Linked DNA regions of Mus musculus: region 1 is linked to region 2. A link is a contact called in ENCODE Hi-C or POLR2A ChIA-PET data. All regions are on one chromosome and are shown on one strand. Each heading gives the region's core, a stretch centred on a gene start or an enhancer-like site at or near the end of the contact. The rest is flanking DNA. Distances are from core to core; before and after follow the strand shown. Region 1 holds the start of Slc9a8 (solute carrier family 9 (sodium/hydrogen exchanger), member 8). Region 2 has its middle 27 kb from the start of B4galt5.

Region 1 (2,700 bases), core at 76-2,575, 45 kb after region 2:
GTCTGAACCCCACAAGGTACATCTCAGCATACAGTAGGTCTCTACAGAGAACTTGGGCATGTTAGCTGAATGGAAGACCACCTGCCTGCCATATGTGTTGCCCTAGGTTCCACCCCTGTACAGAAGTAGACAGATGCCTGAATGGGGGTGGGGAGGGGTGTCTCTCACCCTCCAGTCCCAACTGCTCAAGAGGATGAGACAGAAGGATCGTTCTTTGGGAAAGTGACATATCTGTTAAGCGTTATTAAGTGGGGGGGGGGGGGGGAACTACCTAGGGTGGAAGGGGCCCTGAAGGAGAACACCCAGAAGGTCCCATAAAGACCTCAGCAGTACCAGGCCAGTTTTAAGCAATACAGACTAGACAGTTCAAGTTATCTTCGGTGTTGAAAGCCCAGTGGGCAATGCGCTTGCTACGCAAGCACGAGGACCTCAGTTGGTATTCCCAACATCCACACAGAAGCCAGGGATAGCTGTTGGCATCTGTAACCATAGGGACAGGGAGACTGAGAAGGAGGATCCCTGGGAGTTGTTGGCTAGCCACTATGTCGCGTCCCTAGTTTCAGGTTCACTGTCTCATAACTAAGGTGGAGCGTGAGTAAGGAAGACATCTGATAACCTGGGACCTCCTAATGTACCCCACCCACCCCCGCACACACAAAGGTTAAGAAAAATTTGTTGGGATAGTTCAATGAGTAAAGGCGGTGCCGCCAACCCGTATTACCAGAGTTCAATGCCGAGGACCAACACGGAGGAAGGCGAGAATGAAACCCCTCAAGTTGTCCTGGATCTCATTTTCACATCTACCACACCAACCAATAAACCAATGGGGAATGTCCAACCTCTGCCTTGCTAGCTCTCAACTTTTATAATCGGAGTAAGTACACTGTCTAGCGTTTCAAAGACCCTCTGTCTACTCTCCCCACAGCAGGGGAAACTGAGGCCGCCTCGGAACGCGCCTGCGGACTCCCTCCGCTCCGCACAGCCGGCCCGGACGCCCAGAGAAACCACTTTCCCCCATTCTGAGCCCTGGGATTCTCACGCGGGGCGGACGGCTTGGCTCACAGCTGAGTCACCCAGATCTCAAAAGTTTCCTCCAAATCTTTCCCGCCCGGGGACCGGAAAAAAAAAAAAAAAAAAAAGTCCGGATGTCCCAAGGCCAGATCGTCACACAGCCTGGCCGGAAAAAGCCCACAGAAAGCCCCAGAGGTCGTCCCACTCCCAGGCCACAGAGAGGACAGCGCAGAGGGTCGCCCTGGGAGGCCAAGCCCCGCCCCTGCCCGCAGCGGAAACCGGAAGCAGCCGCCGGCCCCGCTAGCCCTGCGGCGCCGAACTCTGTAGTCTCGGAAGCTCGCAGGATAGGGGAGAAGATGGCGGAGGAGGAGTGAGTGCGCGGCTTCGGGTAGCGGAGGCGGCAGGGCCGGGCCGGCGGGCGACAGCGGGCCTGGAGCGCCCGGGTGGAGTGGCGCGGGCCCACCTAGCCAGGGTTGGCGGGGGGCGGGATGAGAACATGGGCCCTGAGGCCTCCCGGAGGTCCGACATTGCTGACCACGCGCAGGCCTGGCGGAAGCCGCGAACGTCCTTCCTGCTCCCGGTTTCCGGTTATCTCAGGGTTCCCTGGCTCTCCTCCTCCTGATCCAGGAAGTTCTCCCGTTGCCACGAGCAGCCCCTGGCATCCCCCGTAACCATCAGCAACCTTCATTGTTCTTGTCTGCCCCCAGCAGGTTTCTTTGATTCATTGACTGCTAGTTGACCGTTTTTCTCGGCCCTGGGCGTCAGGAGCCGCCCGCAGGGAGCCGCCACGAGGCTTTAGTGGGAGACTTTTGTGTGGACTGGGTGTTTTTGGACCTTGCCAGATGCTTGGATGGAAATTGGGTAGCATGAGGGAAGAGGAGCCCACCCTAGGTGGGAGAAAGACGTCTCGTGACCCGCAGCTTGAAATCTTAGAGGAGAGATGGGGAAGATGACGTGTTAAAAAGGCCCGAGTCCATCTTCATGCTTGGCAGGACACTGTTGTGTGTTACAAATTCTCTCTTTGAAATGAGCCCCAGAAAATTAACAAGGAACCCCTTAATTGATACCGAACTTTAACTAAGAGCATTTCAGGTAGCTCTTCGGCCACTGAGGAGCGAAAGTCATTAGATCTTGTTGTGTAGCTGTACTGTCCCAGACATTCACATAGTCTCAGCAGGACAAGATAAAAGAGGTAATACAGAGCCAAATGCTTTGAGATGTGGGCTTGAAGCTTGATCAGTTTATGGGGTCCTGGAATGAGGCAGTGCTCAGTGGTCACAATTCCATCACTACTACATTAGTTTACAGACCTAACCTTAAGAGCACAGGCGGAAGCCTTGCATAGAGTGGGATGTTCCAGAGCAGGAAACTTGAGCCATTTGAGATTCCAGAAGGGTTTGGTAGGGTAGGTTAGGGCATTCTAGGGAGAAAAACGGGGCAGATTCAGCTGACTTGGTCAGTTAAAGGCTGGAATCTTGCCCACCATTCCTGAGGTCAATCCCTAGTTTAGTCAAACACACACACTGCACCCAAAATTCAAGGAGATTGTAGACTAGGAAAGTAAATAATACTGAAACTGGGGTGTAGGGAGACTCCAGTTCCACCCTAGAAGTCTGTTTGTGTTTTTCTTTTTGAGACAGGTTCATGTAGCCCATAAAACTGGTCCTCACTGAGTATCAGTATGTAGGC
Region 2 (2,700 bases), core at 140-2,639:
TATCATTCAGGGACAGGACACCTTGGCCTTATCAGGTTTTCACATTACCAGGGACCTCTGTCCATTGCTCCTTCAGATAAGCACCTATTCCTGGAATGAGGTCAAAGGGCACCAGGTGGGGACCTCAGACTTGTGTCAGCAAGTGGCTGGGCCTGCCTGGGAATACTCTGGATGTTAAGTGGGACTGGTGGTGGATGAAGGTTGGGCTTCCCAAGTCTACAGGTTCAAATCCTACTCGGGGTCTTCTAGCTCCGTCACCAATCAGTTTCCTCACCTGCCAAGCCTGTCAGCATAGACCTGCTCCTCCGTTGGACTTGAACCACGAGGTGACTGCTGGAGGAGCAAAGGACAGCAGTGGTGATGAGGCTGATGTAACCACTTTTTGCATCAGGGGGAATTCCCACTTCTCTTTTTCAAAAGAGAAGGGCAAGAAAAAGGAAATAAAGCCCCGAGTCTAGACCCACAAGACTCCTGGGAAGGAGTGAGGGAGGTCACCAAGTGTCAGCTCAGGATTCGAGCAGCTAAGACGAGAAGGGGACTTGCTGAAGGTCGTCTCAGCCAGGAGGGACTCTGCTGGCTCACTTCCCTCACATCACCAGGCTTGGGCTGACGTAGGGCTCGGTGGCAGATTGCTTGCTGGGCATTCTGGAACCTTGGGGTTCCAGCATGAGACATGTGCGTGCACTCAAGTGCACACACACAAAGCAACAAAAGTCAGGTGTGATAACCATCTATAATTACAGGGCCTATAATCTGTAATCTCAGTACCCTGGAGCATGGGTCGAGTGGACCGCCCTGATTTGAGGTCAACCCCCAGTACAAAGTAAATAGAGCAAGAGCAAGAGCGAGAGAGAGGCAAGATGGCTCAGTGGTAAGAGAGCTTGTCGCCAAGCAGGCCTGATACCTGAGTTCACTTCCCAAGACCCACATGGAAGAAGGAACAAATTCCTACAAGTTGTCTCCTGAACTCCACAGGCTAGCTGTGGTGTGTGCACGCACATACATGCAGACATCTTTAAAAAAAAAAAAAAAAAAAAAAAAAAAGGTAAAAACCACCACGGTGGGGGACATCTGTTTTTCTAGCACTCATGAGGTGACGGCAGGACAATCAGAAGTTCAAGGTCACCCTCAGTTACATAGTGAGTTCAAGGCCAGCCTGGGCTACATGAGTACCTGTTTCAAAAAAGCAGGGGAAAAGGACTGGCAAGATGGCACAGGAGGTAAAGGCTTTGAAGTGCAATCCTGGGTTTGGTCCTGAGAATCCACATAGAGAAAGAAGCCTGACTCACAATCATCTCCATGTGTAGGCAGTGGGGACGCTCGCTCTCGTGCTCACTCGCTCTCTTCCCCCTCTCTCTCTCTTTAAAAATAGAACTAGACCCAACCCAGCTGCATACCAAGTGTCCAAATGTCACCCGAGGGACAGTCCTTCTGTCCCTCCTTCCCAGCTCTGCCCTCTAGTCCTCCGCCTGTGAATCCCACCCTAGCACCTCCCTAGCACCACCCTAGCAGCCTCCCAGCAACCACAGGGCCAAGATCCTCTAGCTTCTCATTGGTTTCAACAACAAATCCCAGAATGCAGTGCGGGGGGACTTGGTCACGTGTCCATCTCTGACCCAATCACTGTGACAGGCCAGCTTGGAGACAGGACAAGAGGATTCAACAAATACCTCTGGCCACCAGGGCACCTGTTCACATGCATACGCGTACTTGTGTGCATAGAATTTAAATAAAATAAAAATAAATCTTAAAAAAGAAAAGGCAAAGACTGCTCTTTTCCTTGTAGGGTCTAGTTCTGCTTACACTGCACAGGAGAATAAAGTCACCGCGTTCTACACTGCCTGGATAATTACAGACATAACTTAAGCGTTTTTGCCTCCTTAACAAAATTAAAATGGGAAAAATATTTAATATCAAGCATTAAGAAGAAGACTGCTGACATATTGATGGATCTTAATGCAAAAACTAGGAAGACAATAAGAGAAAGGCCAGGGCCAACAAGAAGGCTCTGTGGGTAAAGTAAAGGAGCTTGCTACCCGGCCTGACAACCGAAGTTCAATTCCCCGGGACCCATGATAGGAGCTCACCAACTCCTGAAATTTGTCCTCTGATCTCCACATGTGAGGTCTGACACAAGCAGTGTCCACACATAAGCATACACACACACACACACACACACACACACACACACACACACGCAGTAAATGTAAAAACAAAAGGAAAGAGGGAGAGAGAGAGAAAGAGAGAGTTAGTTCTGATTTAAAGTCTAAACACCCTGACTTGGCAAAGAGAAAGAATGTGGAAGCAGGGCCCCACCTCTGCCATCCTGGCACTCAGAAGACAGATACCAGAGGATCCCTGTGGCCAGCCTCAGCTACAAAGTGAGTCCCAGGCCAGCCTGCTCTCCTTGAGACTGCTTCAAAAATACAAAAGCAAAAGCAGGGGTGGTGACCCATGACTTGGATCCTATACTCTGGAGGCGGAGGCAGAGCAGATCTCTGTGAATTTGAGGCCAGCTTGTCTATACAAAAGTTTCAGGACAGTCAGTGTTACGCAGAGAAAGCCTGCCTCAAAAACAAAAACAAACAAGCAAACAACAACAACAACAAAACTACAAATGTAAATTCTGCAATTCCTGAGGCCATATGAGAGGGCTCGTCAGGGAGAGGAGGTTGCTGTGAAACCCACGTAGTTGAAAGA

What was found. A loop is a pair of places that touch in the nucleus more often than their neighbours do. ChIA-PET counts read pairs that join two places held with the same protein, here RNA polymerase II (POLR2A).
Region 1: a loop to region 2 is called in a map of T-helper 1 cell, with 1.9 times the contacts of the local background. The contact joins the promoter of Slc9a8 here to the enhancer-like site in region 2. A Hi-C loop is called at or near these places in 3 of 37 maps with a recorded cell type or tissue (T-helper 1 cell, T-helper 2 cell and adrenal gland). POLR2A ChIA-PET finds 5 or more read pairs at or near these places in 4 of 5 experiments (Patski and embryonic stem cell).

What each region holds. Positions count from the first base shown.
Region 1 is chr2:167,420,385-167,423,084 of GRCm38, forward strand. It overlaps Slc9a8 (solute carrier family 9 (sodium/hydrogen exchanger), member 8), which reads left to right and starts at 1,326. Exons shown (of 17, transcript NM_148929.3): 1 at 1,326-1,381. The coding sequence starts at 1,368.
Region 2 is chr2:167,374,887-167,377,586 of GRCm38, forward strand. No RefSeq gene overlaps it. Among named protein-coding and RNA genes, the nearest start is that of B4galt5, 27 kb to the left of the region's middle. Within about 2 kb of position 1,390, at least 1 of the 3 ENCODE cell types and tissues checked has a DNase peak (open chromatin) inside an H3K27ac peak, as active enhancers do.